2 separate regions of the Homo sapiens genome follow, and region 2 is linked to region 1. Evidence: chromatin loops called from intact Hi-C (ENCODE). Cell type or tissue: mammary epithelial cell. All regions are shown on one strand.

Region 1 (8,000 bases):
CCTCCCGAGTAGCTGGAACTACAGGCACATGCTATCACATCTGGCTAATTTGTGTAGTTTACAGACAGGGCTTCGCCATGTTGCTCAGACTAGTCTCAACCTCCTGGGCCCAAGCGATCTTCCCACCTCAGCCTCACAAAGTGCTAGGATTACAGGTGTGAGCCACTGCACCTGGTTAGCTAAATTTTTATAAATACAAATTTTAGATTACTTCTATAATTTTAAGGTGGCAAAACAACACATATATAACAACCAAAGTATCTGCACATTGTGTTAATTCATAATCATTTTATAATGTATAAGAATAAAGGTAAACTGAAACTCTCTTTAGTAACCAAAGCTCTGTATCATGTATTAGTCAGAAATTGTCCAATTATCCCAGGACTAATTGAACATTATGTAAGGGCCTGAAAGTTAACTGGAGATCTGAAAAATTATAATTTTAGTTAACACATTTGGTCTTTATAATAGAAGCATAATTTTATAAGATTAAAACTCCTTTAAAAGACATCTGTATTAAAATTTTATTTAAACACCATTTTATATTTTGTAATCTTATACAACTGATTGAATCAGTAACTTGTTTGGCCCATTTGATCAATATATAAAATTTAGAAAGTTTAGATCATGAAAAGATCAAATTCAGTTTTATATGAACTTGGAATATTTTATCATTATGTAATAAAACCTGGAAGACATATAATCAACTTTAAATAAATATTATTTTGTTACAGCTCACCCAAATTCATCTATTAATCAGAAATATTTTATACATTTTTAAAAATATAATTTATAAACTTTATATTCAAAAATCATTAAATCATGTTTAAGAGCTCCTCTTTTATCTTGAAAACTTGTTTTTTTTTTTTTTTTTTTTTTTTTGAGATGGAGTCTCACTCTGTCACCCAGGCTGGAGTGCAGTGGCATGATCTCCACTCACTGCAACCTCCGCCTCCTGGGTTCAAGCAGTTCCCTGCCTCAGCCTCCCGAGTAGCTGGGATTACAGGCGCCCGCCGCCACGCCCGGCTAATTTTTGTATTTTAAGTAGAGACGGGGTTTCACCATATTGGCCAGGCTGGTCTTGAACTCTTGACCTCGTGACCCACCTGCGTTGGCCTCCCAAAGTGCTGGGATTACAGGCGTGAGCCACTGCTCCCGGCCGTAAACTTGCTCCTTATAAACATAATAATAAAGGCTATTTAAGTTCATTTGACCACATTAATTTTTACACATTTTTTAAAGCACAATGATTTTTTTCTTAGACATTTTTGGCTGTTTATTTGGACTAGATATTCCTGGACTGCACATATAATGACAGAATGACTTAGTCTCATGAATCATCTTTCAAATTTTTAATGAAAGAAAATGAGAAACAGGAAAAGGTGAGCTACAGCCAGTTTTAGACAAATATGAAATTATCACTGTAAAACGCTAATTATCTTTTCTTTTCAAGGAGAGAGGAAAAAGCTTAAATATAAGCCATGTTATTAATAAAAAACCTTGAAGTATGGAAATAAAATATGGGCAGTCTTCTACTTAAAATGCTCTTAGACAAATAAGACAAATACTGTTCTCCGAAAGTCTTATTTTTTTATTTCTGGTGTTCTTCTAAAGTGTCTCTCAAATGAACAGTCTTCTTCATGTCAAAGTTCCCCAAATTTCACCAATTCTTTGGTAAATTTATCCCAGGAGACAGTGTAAGTTCGTATCTGACAACCCCATCGAAAATTGGCTGATATTCTGTATTTGCAAAAATATTGCCATGGGTGGGTCAGGGTTTAACAAATGCTGAACTAAGAAACGTGGAGAGGCCAGGCACGGTGGCTCATGCCTGTAATCCTAACACTTTGGGAGGCAGAGGAGGGAGGATTGCCTGAACTCAACATGGTGAAACCCCATCTCTACTAAAATACAAAAAAATTAGCCAGGTGTGGTGAAGTGCACCTGTAGTCCCAGATACTAGGGAGGCTGAGGCAGGAGAAATGCTTGAACCTGGGAGGTGGAGGTTGCAGTGAGCCGAGATCACGCCACTGCACTGCAGCCTAGGCAACAGAGCGAAACTCTGTCTCCAAAAAAAAAAAAAAAAAGGTCATGTGTGAAAGACAGTGTCTCGCAAAGCAAATTTCTCATACACGGACAAGACTGAGAAAAGTTTCATTGACATTTGATACAAGATGATGGGCAAGCAGACAGATGGTATTTAAAGGCAAAGTCAATCAGAACCCCCAAATCCCAGGAGACAATAATAAGCATGAAACTGAGGCCAAAGTCCAGAATCCAGATTTACTGCAGAATCTACATAATCAGAAAGAGATACACCTCAAGAGTCTTGGGTGTGTGCATTACTACCAAGTTAAAGGTCCTGGCCAGGCATGGTGGCTTATGCCTGTAATCCCAGCACTTTGGGAGGCTAAGGTGGGTGGATCACCTGAGGTCAGGAGTTTGAGACCAGCCTAGCCTAAACCCGTCTCTACTAAAAATACAAAAAACTAGCCGGGCATTGTGGTGGGCACCTGTAATCCCAGCTACTCTGGAGGCTGAGGCAGGAGAACTGCTTGAACCCAGGAGGCGGACGTTGCAGTGAGCCGAGATAGCACCATTGCACTCCAGCCTAGGCAACAAGAGTGAAATTCCATCTCAAAAAAAAAAAAAAAAAAAAGAAAAGAAAAGAAAAAAAGGTCTCAATCCAGGCAGCGAAGACCTTGGCCAAACTTTGGTAGAATCTCCAAGTTATCCTAGCCCAATTAACCTAAGACCACCAAGGATAAACCTGTACTTCTACAAAGTCAGGTTTATAGGCCCATTGCAATGAGGTAGACCACATACCAGAGAGAGTGCTTTGTATAAGTTCAGTTTTTAAGTTTATTTTAATCCTTGAAGTAAAATATTCAAAATGACTCAAGTTGGAAGCATGGCGTTACATCAAAACTTATCATTTTAAGATTAGTAAAGGAGAGGGGTACAGGTGCATTTTTTTATTTCTCCTGATCCAAATTACATAATCTCCCAATTTAATACTATAGTTTGCAGATTCTCATACTTTGATTTGGGCAGAACTGGTCCAAACCCACAAAAAGCTGAGGATGAGCAAGCCTCTTCCTGGACTCTCATAAGGGGAAGGGAAATGAAGGAATCGAATCACTACCTGGAGTACTGTGTACCTTGCCCTGCCAGGGACGCTGCATGCGGTGTATAAGGAAGTTGTGCTCCAGTATGCAAGCGAAGCAACCAGACTTTTTTCCCATGGACAGGAAACTAGAGTCTTCAGAGATGTCCTATATCAGCGAAAGCCCCACCCTGCACTTCTATAAAGGTTAATGAAACGAAAGATGCAATCCCAGCGAACCTAGCCCACTGACTCCCTCCCCACACCTCCACCTGCTGGTGCCTGACAAGCATGCTGGCCTCTCCTCCAGTAGGAACCAGCAGGCGGAGTAAGGAAGCCCGCTGCAGGCAGTAGTGGGGCGGGGCCTCAGAAGCAGTCAGCCCAGGGCTCTCGGATGCAGGGAGCCTGGGCCCAAACAGCAGCTTCCGGAGTCGGAAGGAGCTGAGGAAGAAGACTGACTGAAGGAGCTTGCGACTTTTCCGCCTCGGCAACCGGACCCAGCAGCAAGCAGGACGGGCGGCGCTCTGCTACTGGTCCCGTTAAGCCAGAGTAGCCCAAGCCCTGAAGTCACTGCTCATCCGGAATGGAAATCCCGCCGACCAACTACCCAGCCTCCAGGGCGGCCTTGGTGGCACAGAACTACATCAACTACCAGCAGGGGACCCCGCACAGGGTGTTTGAGGTGCAGAAGGTCAAACAAGCCAGCATGGAGGTGAGTTTAGCAGGGGGTGGTGGACAGCAGAGGCTTCAGGATTGCGCTCCCTCCACTCACCCGCGGTCTCAGCCTTTGGGTGCAGACACTCCGTGCCACCCCCTACCCACCTTCTGTTTTAGGACACACTGCTGGTATCTGGTCTTGAGATATTAAGGTTTCTGGGGGAATGTCTATACTCCAGTCTCTGGAGACAGCCCGGGACTGTTTTCACCTTAAGGCAGAGACAAAGTTTTTACGCACACAGTTACAAGAAAACGGGAACACGCTCTAGGTAAGGGGCAGCACTTTCCTTAAGTGTAAACTGTAGAAACCATTCAAAAGACTACTAAGGCTGCCACGTTTCTCATCTGCTACTCTGATCTGGACCAACAAAAGCTCCCATCTTCCAAGACTCTATTGCCTACATTTTAAGACAAATCCTTATCAGACCCTTTGACCAAAATGAAGGGGGAAACAAACAGCAAGAGAAACTGACAATCAAAGTCAAAGAATAAAAGCACTGTGGGCTGACGCTGGCCTTTAGCCACCCAAACACCGCTACCACATGACTGCCTTAAATGATGTGCACCCTCTGCTAAAGGCTTGAATTAAATGTTTAAGGCCTCAGCAATCACTAACGAGGTTTGTTTTCATTTTACGAAAATCTACTGGATTTGAGATTATCCCTTATTTATCTGACAGAATTTTAACTGCTAACAGTCTTTTAGAGGTGACACAGTAGATCTTATTTTGAAACTGTACCAGATAACAGAATTAGGTATAAATTTTCAATCTGTATCTTGATTTAAAAGTGAAATACCATTTCTTAGTCTTATATAATTTGTTAATCATTTTGCAGTTTCACTAATGTATAAGTAAAAACAATACTTAATTGTATTAAGTCTCCAATTGCTTTGCAGTAATCTGCCTCAAAATGAAATTCACATTCATTGAACATTATTTGGAGGGTACACTGAGCTTTATGAAAAAATCTTTTCAAAGGTGATATTGTCATCTTTAGAATTAAACGCTGTTTCAAACTTTCTTATGTAGAGACTTTAAGATCACAGATCCAGGGGTTAAATAAAGTCTTTTGATGATTGAAAGTGAATTGTGCCCAATTTGTATGCTTTTATCCTACTCTTTTGTTTTCATCCAAAATAAACTTGATAGGGGACTTGCTAAATTAGATGTTACATTCATGGTGACATGCCTTTTTCAAGACCTAAGGCTTTCACCATTCCCCTTCAGCCAGCCCCTCCAACCAAATGAGATGCATACTTCTAACAATGCAAGTATAATGTTGTTATAATATTTTCTTGTCTCCACTACATTTTCTTAATTTTAGGATATTCCAGGAAGAGGACATAAGTATCACCTTAAATTTGCTGTTGAAGAAATTATACAAAAAGTAAGTTAAATTTCTTTTTTCTTTGAGACAGGGTCTCACTCTATCACCCAGGCTGAAGTGCAGTGGCAGAACATGGCTCACTGCAGCCTCAACTTCCCGGGCTCAGGCCATCTTCCCACCTCAGCCTCCCCAAATAGCTGGGACCACAGGTGCATGCCACTACACCTGGCTAATTTTTGTGATCCTCCTGCCTCTGCCTCCCAAAGTGCTAGGATTACAAGCATGAGCTACCAAGCCCAGCCAAAATGTTCTTATTAAACAAATTTAATTCTAAATATTCCAGATCATCTTTGCTGATCAAATCTGTAAGATTGATTAGTTTTACCTCTTTTTAAAAAGTTGTTGTGAAATACCTGCCTCTGAAAAACACTGACCATATGGGCAAAGTTTACAAGGATCAGTTCTTTACTATCTTTGGGTATTCCTAGGTATATGAATTATTTCTACCAAACTACACAAAAAAAGACTATACACTTCAGTTCAAATGAATTTCTTAAGAAGTTACATACTCTTAGGGCAGTCTGAACTTATGCCTAATATAAATGAGTGAAGTAATTTATTCCCCAATCAATCATCTTCTTAACGTCTGCTTTTCTCATTCTATTTTTCACTGGGTTTTTAGAGAAAGAACGTGCTCTTAGATATTCAGAAGCAATAGAATGCCAGCTGATACCACCATTCAGATGAAGATCTTTCAGTAATGGGGAAGGGAAATTTTAAAGATTATACACAACTGTCAAATTATTAATGAGACAAACTTAAAAGAAAGGAACTGCAATCTGTACCACAGCCATCTTGAAATTTTAAAAAGCTTGCCTTTCTGTTGAGCATAATTCATAAAGAGATTCATTAAAAGGCATCTGAGCTGCTAGACAGCCATCTTTACAAAGCATAACCCAATGCCATAATCTTCTAATTTTATATCCAGACACAGACTGCTGCATCTGCATTTCAAAAACTTTGTTATTTCAGGAGCAAAGAGTAAGAGTAATGGAAAAACTTTAAAAGTAACCAGTCTTGAGTTGGTATATAAAGTCAGATTAAAATCTGGCCTTGCAAATGGACACCCCATTAATACTGAAATATACTGAAAGTTTTAAGACTAGAATTCATAAGATTATGACACCATATCATTTATAAAGTAAGTTATCTATTTTAGGGTATTCACATGATAAGTCTAGAATTTAATAGGCCAGGCCCAATTAGATACCTCTGAAAACAAGCACTTTGAAGTCTAGTCTAAAACAACACCATTAGGAGCCTATGCTTTAAATCATATCTCAAAGATGATAATTAATAATGAATAGCCTTCTGTATATAAGGATATTTTGCTAAATTTCAAACAGCAAGTTAAGGTGAACTGCACAGCTGAAGTACTTTACCCTTCAACGGGACAAGAAACTGCACCAGAAGTCAACTTCACATTTGAAGGAGAAACTGGAAAGAATCCAGATGAAGAAGACAACACATTTTATCAAAGACTTAAGTCCATGAAGGAACCGCTAGAAGCACAAAATATTCCAGGTATATAAATATGGCATGAAAACCATTTGTTTGATTCAAACTTAAAATCAATCTCAATTATCTGTGCTTAAAATTGTTAGTTGCTAAGTATGTTAGAAACTTACAGGCTTTTGCAAAAATACTCATTTCTAATCCAATCCAACAAAAAAGAGGCCTCAGAAATTTTATAGATCCATAGCTTAATTAAATTATTTTTTGCACAACATTCGAAGGAAACTAAGACATGATTTAGAATTTAGATTTTGTTTTAAAAGGTTAATACTATATATATGATTATCATATAAATGTGTCTCCTACCAGACAATTTTGGAAATGTATCTCCAGAAATGACGCTCGTTCTACATTTAGCCTGGGTTGCCTGTGGTTATATAATATGGCAAAATTCTACTGAAGACACATGGTATAAAATGGTAAAAATTCAAACTGTCAAGCAAGTGGTAAGTAGTTTCTATAAAATACACTATTAATGGGGTTAATATTTATCGAAAGTATTGTAATTCATAATTGGATTAACAGTATTCCTATAGTCATTTTGTATTTAATAGCAAACCTGGGATTTCAAAGGGGAGGTCAGGTACAATCAAGATTAGAGAAGGTGAAGAATTGTAGGAAGAGTCCAAAGCAACAGTAACTGGTCTAAAAAGTTGTTTGATTTGGCTGAGAGATGCAAACCACAGGCCTCCTTTGCCTCAAACTTGCCTAATAACTGTGCTTTGTTAGTTGCATGCTCTGGGAACATAGAGACTAGGAAGCATAACAAAAGCAAGGCAAAGCCAAGGATTTCAGTGAAACACTTCCTGTTAATACACAGTATCTAGACTGCACTTTCAAAAAGCATCACGGTAATCATAGCTCTTAATCTTTCGGGTTAGTCAAGTCAGATTTAACTATGATACTTTCCTCAAACCCTCTTCTAGAACAAAAAGGTTGAGAGAGTTTTATTAGTAGCAGCAAGACAGAATCCCAGGTGTACAATATACAGTCAGGCCTCTCCATGGGTTCTGCATCTATGGATACAAACAACCGAGAATCAAAAATATTTGGGGGAAAAAAATGGATGGTAGCATCTGTACTGAACATGCACAGATTTTTTTCTCGTCATGATTCCCTAAGTAATATAACAACTATTTATATAACATTTAGATTGTATTTGGTATTATAAGTAATCTAGAGATGATTTAAAGTATATGAGAAGGTATGCATAGGTTATACGCAAATACTACACTGTTTTATGTCAGAGACTTGGGCATCCGTGCATTTTGGTA
Region 2 (8,000 bases), 580 kb before region 1:
AGGGTTACTGAGTCTAAGAAAGAAAATAGTGGTCCTGCAATACTATTAAACATCCAAAAAGAAGAGTATCAGATTAGGCTAATCCAAATGCTTCTTTTCAAACAAGTCCTCTTCCCCCACTAGAATGTAAAATCCTTGAGGGCAGTGACCACTCCACAGTTCTGGGATATATGACAAGTAGGTGATTAACAAATGTAATTCTTCTAACATTGCATCCCAGAAATAGCTCAAAGAAGAAAAAGTTTTATCTCATGATAAAGTATGCTTAGAGTCATAGAGGTTCTTGCCTAGTTTACCTCTCATGAGCTGTAGCTTTAGACAAAATACTAAACACACTGGCCTCCCTCTTTCTTATCCATAAAATAGGAGTAAGAATAACTTCTTTGTAACCCCTGCAAGAAGTCAAGGATAATGTATGTAAATTACTTAGCCCAAACTTGACAAATAGAGCTCCTAGATAAACTATTATAATTACTTAAGGAAAGGACATATCAAACATTTTCAAATACTTTGAAGTCACCTGTGCAAATCATCTAAGGATCCCTCCTGGCAATATTTTATTAGCCCAAGTGGACATAAAAATATGTTTGAAAAAGGTATGTTTGCATGGAAAAAATACAGTAGACTAAATGTCTAGTCTTGAATTTTCTCATTGAAAGCTGACTACAATTTAATAAGACATGTTAGCATTCTCGTTTTACAGAGGAGTGCAACTGAGGCCCAGAGAGGCCACTGGTGTTCCCAAGGTCACACAGCAGGTAAAAAGCAGAGCTGGGATTTGAACCTAAGTTACTCAAAGTCTGTGCTCTCAACCACTCTTCTCTCATATCTTCTTTTAATTAAATTTTTGACTAAAGTAGAAATGTATTACTCTCAAATGCAATTTAATAAGGGTTTACTAAACATCTTTAAAGTTCTTTTGGGAATGCTATCTCTCTCTGTCTCTCTGTCTTTCTCTCTCTCTCTCTGCCCCTCTCTCTCCTTTATAGAACCTAAATGTTGTTTCATTACAAAATCAAATATAATAATAAAAATCAGGAGAGGGATTGAGCATATTTATTGAGCTGACTTTCAAAAAAGCAATTTGTATTCAATACATCTCTATGTTGTTCCATCACAAAGTAAATACATTGTTAAAAATGTATGGAAGGGGATTGGGGGATCGCACATAGCTAATGAACAACTTTTACATGAGGGTTTGTATTAGGAAGATCTGTTTTAGATCTTGCTACAACATGAAAAGAGTGAATTACAAGGTGGAGGGCAGCAGCCTGTTGGGGCTGGGGGAGCCCACCTCTGCCTGTGCTGCGAGGCCTTCTCACTAAGCCTGCATTCCTTTGCTGTGCACCTTCATCCCCCAAAGCTTGTTCCAGCCTTAAGGCTCTTAGGAACACATTCATCTTTAGCCTTAGAGTTGCTCAGAGAGCCTTCCTTTTGGTGCTTTCACTATTACTTTTACTTTCACAAATTTTCTGATTTGAGAGGCTTGCCTTTGTTTAATCTTCAGAGAACTTGCCTTTTACCTCCCCCAAATGCCTTTTCATTAATAGCCATACGATCTTGATTGCTTTTGCCCTTTTGATGCACTCTTTTGATCCTCTGGTCTAATACTCAAAATTACCTCTTAACAGTTGCATTCATGAACCAGGTAATGGACCCTTTGTGACACTCCCTTCAACTTTGATACAGGCACCCTCCCCGACACTCACACATTTTTTCACTGAGCCACACTTTCTGACAGGCCTCTGCCTCCTGCCACTGATACTTTGCATTGCCACACGCAGGTTTACACTTTCTTATAAATTCTTTCCTTTTCACGATGTCCTGAGTACGAGGAACCATCTGAGACCCTTTCCTGCTATTCTGACCCCATCCTGGGATTCCCACAGGTAGACAGTGAAGGCAGTCCACACCTGAGAACAGGTCTCATCTTTCCTCTCTTTTACATTCAGAGATTGCCTTGCCACAGCACCTCCATCCCCCTCAGGGCTTGCAGACACTAGACTAGCCAGACACCCTGTATGGGAACTGTTTACTCTTTTCTCATCATGGAGGGGAAAGGAGAGCCTTCAGGAGAGGGGATTTTATGGTGGACTGACCCTCACTTCCCTCCACCCCCAGGAGAAGATAGACTCTCAGTTGGTCCCCACCAAAAGAAGTCAAAAGACCCTAAGAGAAAGCCTGTGATAATACAGGGTGACCGTGGTACCTGGGACAAGGGCACATTTTTTATACCCAATGCTCTTCAGGACTAAAAAAACTTATCTTGGAAAGCAGGAATGAGAATATCCCAAGATTGTCCCTGTTGAAGATGCCACGGTCAGCTGGAGGAAGGCACTGCTTGGTGCATCATGGGGCAAAGCCCCCGCAGAGCAAGGGGCACAAACCCATTGAGGATGTGCAGCCTATACTATTGGGGGGATTACAGGAGACCCAATGGCCCCTTCCCTCAGAGTCCCAAAACATAGGACAGTTGTTAAAGGAAACAACTGCTGAGAGTGAAAGTGTCCGCCATCTATTCATAGGAAACCTGGGGCAGTCTTGGTATTTAGTACATGGGGGTGGGAGAGGTAACACTGATAAAGGAAGGGAGAAGGAGGGAAGGGAGAAGGAAGGAGGAGAGAAGGGGAGATAGAAAGAGGAGAGGGAAAGGAAGGAAGCAGAATACTCAGCTGTAGAAAAGGTCTCATGTATGCAGAGAGGAGATTTTCAACCTGCCATGAGAGTTAAGAATTTAATAACCACATCAGACAAAAGTCACTGAACTAGACTAAACTCTCCAATGGGACTCAAGTTCTATTGTTGGGCAAGATTAAGTTTTCTCTCCTTCCTTTCTCTCCAGTGAGCAGAAATGGGATTCAGAATTATTAGAAGAGATAAAAACCATTCTGTTTGCACCTCATTGAGCTGAGACTCCTCCAACAAATCAACAAATATAAAATCTCAGGCTCTCTGAGCTGGCTGGAATCTGAAGCACAGAGATTTTTTTTCTCTGCCTAGTCCTTCTCCTGGTACCTACCCCACAGCCCCTACATATTGAAGGTGATGGGAACTGAAAAAGACCCAGGAGTTTTTCTAACTTAATTTCAGCATTCACATTAAACACTCTAATTTGTCATACACCAACTTTTCTTTCACCAGCACATTTTCATTTAACAGGACCTTATCTTAATGAGAAAATTCCTAATGATAAAGCAACCTATGTTTGCCAACTAATGTCCTGTGTAGTGAGGCTGACACACTGCTTACACAAAATGATTCGATAGCCTGATTCATTATGTATTTAGTAAGTGTGACACAGAACTTTGTAGCTGGGCACCCCACTGGTTCAGAAGTCTTGTTTGGACTTCATCTTGAGGGGTAGCCTTCTATGCTCATGCAGAGGCAAGCTTTTTACTGGTGACCAAGGTTAACATAGATTTACAGGGGTATGTATTGGTATTTGCTCTTATCCAGCAGGATATTATGTATTTGTGTGATTTCTGTTTTAGTTCCTAAGTCCAGCAACAACTTGGTGTTGTTCAACGTTGTACACACCTCAAGGTGCCCTTCTTTAGGGCGATTTCTTTTCTAAAAGATTCCTCCTTGCACGTTAAAAAACAGATCAGTGATTCTGGCCAAGCTCAGATATGTTAACATTCTCGTTTAAATTCTCATGCTTCTCGGAGTGTTATACTGAGTGTGTGAGTGTGTGTGTGTGTGTGTGTGTGTGTTTGTGAGGGAGAGGGTGGGGAGAGAGATTAAATATACACTCACTGGCATTTCTCATATATGCTTCTGAAGGAAAATCAGAACAGGAAAAGATCTCGGAAAACGGTCATAAATATTTTTGAAATTGCTTCCAAGGTAATTATAACAGGCCCCTTCTCTACTTAAAATGGTTTTAGAAGGTTAATATTTTGTTCTATAATAAAGTCTTTCTCAATTTGGATCTTGTTAGTTTCATTTTGTTAATATTGAGATGTTGTTAGCACTATTTTAAGGTAATAGTCATTTATAATGGGGGAGGAGGCTTACATTTGGGTATCTTAACAGACAATAAGAAGAAAAGGATAAGAAGTGAGAAAAAAAGAAGAGAAGAAACATTTTCCCAAAATAATTGAAAAGAAGCTGAAATAGAAAGAAGAGGATTTTTAAAAGGGTGTGTGTGTGTGTGATACATAGATGGCTTGAGGTGGAAATAACCAAATTGTTCAAAGATAGAATTAACCACCAAGTTACTAAGACGAAAGGCAAAGGAAAATGCTAGTGGAAGTTAAAGGATTGTACTAGACAAGAAATGGAAAAACCAAAAAGTGGTGAAAATAATGGCAAGCAAATAATTCCCTGTACTACCCAGTAGATGGTGCTGTGTACCCAAAGTAGCTGTGTTCCTGCTTAGAAGAGGGAGGAAATAATATGCAGCACATGAATGTAAAATAAAGATGCATAACTGTTGTGCCCGAAAATTCCAGATTTATTCAGGAATTCATAAAACTAGAACTAATTGCTTAATTTATACTTTGAAATAACTTACATTTTCACCTTTGATTCCAAGGGCTGTAGATTGAGGGGATACTTTTCAATATTATTCTCTGCATCCATGGCCAGCTGGTGACTAGAAACAGAAATAATGTCTCAATATCTCCCAATCCAGAAGGTTAACATCTATAGCAATAATACTGCTAATTTATACTTATGTGTAAAATAAGATGTAGATTCAATTTTGTTTATTTTAATTTATTAAAGTTCCTGTTGATGGATGATGGATGAGTAACCATATCATGAAAAAAAAAATGTGGCTTTGACTTTTATTTCTGTTGTCCTTTTGCTGTTCTCAACTAACATTCATAGCTATGGTATGAAAATCATTTCCTTTAAGAGAAAAGAAAAGGAGCATATTGGACAATTTCAGGGGGAGAAAAAACACAAGGATATGGTTATAAATTCCATGATACTGGCCAACTAGTAAGTTGTAGAGAAGACCTTACTCATCCCCAGTAGTACCACTGCCACTGGACCTTTCCTCCTTTCATTTGTAAGCCGTTTCAGGGCTTCCACTGGGAACAAAGCATGGATCTCTGACCTGTAGAAAGGCAGAGGGCTATAGAGAAATGATCACTGCTTTCAGTGAGCTTATAGCACTCTTAGTGCTACAACGATCAAGAAGGGCTTCATGGAGAAGGCAGCTCTTGGGATGAGTTTTGAAGGACGGATAGGAAGTAGGTAAGTTGAGAGTGAAGGGCAACATATGAGGAAGACAATAAAACAAATAGAGGTGAAAACATTCAAAGGATATTTTTAGAAAATAAAGAGAAATTTGGTCGAAGTGGATGAAAAAAATAGGAGAACAAAAGGAAATAGGCTTTGATAAGCAGAAAGCTAATAGTTACTGGTCTCATAATGTGTATAACACACTGTCATAGGCATTTTATGTGCATTATCTTATTTATCACAGTAACTTCCATTAACTAAGTCACTTTCCCCACTGTACAGCTGAAAAATCTGAAGCTTGGAGAGATAATGTTAAATTTACTGTACAGGAGGAACCCCATTAAAACTCACATCTCACTGCTCTCTCCACCAGAAGGCACTGGTTGGAGTATTTTAATATCAGGATTATTAAACTTAATCCCACTGACTGAAGTTTTCATAGGTAATATATTTAACATCCCAATTCAGTACTTGTGCATGTGGTAAGGTAGGGGTGTGTGTGTGTGTGTGCAATAAAAATTTCAAGAAACATTACTCCCCCAACTACATGTGATATACTTTGATTTTTGAATTATATTTGAAACTTTTTTTAAAAGGTCAGTGGTGACCCACCAAATTTATTTAACAAACCATCAATAGATTATGATCTACAGTGTGAAAAGCTTTTCACACTGTAGATCATAATCTATTGCAGCAGGGAGCTCCATGCATTTGGAGCAGGGAAATATGATAAATGGAGGGTTTAAGGATGATTTGTGGTGGGAGTGAGCAAGGAGAGTGACATAAAACTAGTTAGAAAGCTATTCAAATAGTCCAGGTTATGAGGACTAGGAATATGGTGGTAGTAAAGAAAAGGGAAAAAAAGAAAAAAATTGTGCTGGAGAGATCCCTTAGAATCACAAATGTATTTTTTTCTTTTTAGAAAGGAATGTCCTGGCGGTAGGGAAAACATAGGAGAGCACATAAATTCCTACATGACAAGTAGGTGGTGTCAGCACCCCAAGATAGCTTGGGGTTACTCAGCCTGATTGTTGAGGGGCAAGGAAGCACTCTTGTTTACTCTGTGCCATTGGTATTCAGGGTCCATTACTAATTAATTGTTAATCACTCATTCTACACATATATTTAATGTCTCTTGTGTGGCAGGAATGATGCAAAGCATGGAGGATAAAATGGTGAAAACACTAGACATGGTCCCTGTTCCTGTGGTCCCACAATCTAGGAGAACATGAACATTACACAAGTATTTGCAAGTGTGACAGATATTATTAAAGGAGAATCACGGAGGAACCTAATCCTGGGTAGGTGGGCATAGAAAGTGATATGATCTGGCTCTCTCCCCACCCAAATCTCACCTTGGATTGTAATAATCCCCACATGTCAAGGACGAGACCAGGTGGAGATAATCTAATAATTGAATAATGGGGGCAGTTTCCCCCACACTGTTCTCATGATAGTGAGTTCTCACAAGATCTGATGGTTTTATAAGGGGCTTCCCCCAATTGCTGGGCACTCATTCTCTCTCCTGCTGCCCTGTGAAGAGGTGCCTTCTGCCGAGATTGCAAGTTTCCTGAGGCGCCCCCAGCCATGTGGAAATGTGAGTTAATTAAATCTCTTTTCTTTATAAATTGCCCAGTCTCAGGTATTTCTTCATAGCAGTGTGAGAAAGGACTAACACAGAAAGTCTTATTTTTATAATTCTATATATTATATATACAGACTTATGACAAGGATACTTTAAGACTCTTGTTACTTATTAATTACAAATTAAGCAATAAAGTTATATATTGTAGGGCCTGTAGATATGCAACAAAGACAGACCTAATGTTTTCATAAAGAAAATAAAACTTTCATAATATTAACACGTTTGCTAATTTGGGGGTATTATTTATATATCCTCACCAAACTATAAACTACCAATACCTGTTGGTTTAAATCTGATAGCTTTAGTTCATTCCATCAATAATTGTCTGTGGGTAATAAAATGATTACTCCTCAGTACAATGTGTGACTTGCAATCACACATCTCTTACCAGAAACCCAGGCTGATTTAATATTTACAAAAATATGGCAGTCAGCCTAAGGTCTTACTTAAGTTAATAAGTGATTTTCCTAAACAACGGAGTCATAAGTAGCCTTCCAATTAATGGCCTTACCAATTGCTCTTCTCTGTTTATTGGCACATGCCAAGCTTCGCTAAGCTCGTGTGTGTGTGTGTGTGTGTGTGTACACAAATGCACTTGATTGGCTCTGCCAATGGTCTCAGATAGTATGGAGCTGCAGCTTCCCTCCCCTTCACACTAACTGTCTACCACAAAACCCTGTTGAGCATTCAGAATAAATGTAATGTTCCAAGGGGGAATAACCAATCAACTGTTCTGACACCACTATCACTTAACTTATGGTTATTTCAAGTAGCTGAGATGATTTACATCAGCACCTAAGTCAGCTGCAGCTATAACGAAATGCCTAATCTGCTCACTCAAAGTACACCAATTTTTCAATCAAATTTGACAGCATTCAAGGACGTAGTCCTGACCTGAAACAGACCAAAAAAATCTCCAGAATTCCAGGCAAATGGGTATAGTTGTTAGGGCTGGTGGTCACTGCTTGTTTTCTCTCTGTCCTGGACAAGCATGAAAGGAAAGGTTACCCCCATGGGCCCATGTGCTTTGAAGGAAGTATTTAATTCCCATTGCTGGAATTCCTCAATCGGGATTGAAAAAAAATAAGCACACAAAACAAACTGGTCATTTCCAGAAAGTTTTAGCTTTCTCAGTCCTCTGGATAATAAAGCAGAAAGAGTA

What was found. A loop is a pair of places that touch in the nucleus more often than their neighbours do. Peaks named below come from ENCODE experiments on the same cell type or tissue, not always from the same donor. Only the 100,000 strongest peaks of a DNase experiment are listed, where the experiment ranks them.
Region 2: it touches region 1 in a loop (5-fold over the local background); 5 of 110 quality-filtered maps call a loop at or near these places.

The regions. Positions count from the first base shown.
Region 1 is chr3:158,668,168-158,676,167 of GRCh38, reverse strand. The region is part of intron 13 of GFM1 (G elongation factor mitochondrial 1); the gene reads right to left. LXN (latexin) reads left to right here and starts at 3,520. Exons shown (of 6, transcript NM_020169.4): 1 at 3,520-3,818; 2 at 5,149-5,211; 3 at 6,558-6,735; 4 at 7,036-7,172. The coding sequence starts at 3,690. RefSeq lists enhancers at 3,147-3,336, 3,647-3,696, 3,118-3,710, 4,137-4,196, 3,711-4,303. In mammary epithelial cell, a CTCF peak has its summit at 3,393 (motif pointing left); a DNase peak (open chromatin) is centred at 3,467; H3K4me3 peaks cover 1,242 bases; H3K27ac peaks cover 602 bases.
Region 2 is chr3:159,249,324-159,257,323 of GRCh38, reverse strand. It overlaps IQCJ-SCHIP1 (IQCJ-SCHIP1 readthrough), which reads right to left. Exons shown (of 10, transcript NM_001414413.1): 3 at 4,517-4,597. IQCJ (IQ motif containing J) reads right to left here. Exons shown (of 4, transcript NM_001042706.3): 3 at 4,517-4,597. Among named protein-coding and RNA genes, the nearest start is that of SCHIP1, 20 kb to the left of the region's middle. In mammary epithelial cell, a CTCF peak has its summit at 4,341 (motif pointing right); no DNase peak of the experiment used is centred here; H3K27me3 peaks cover 172 bases.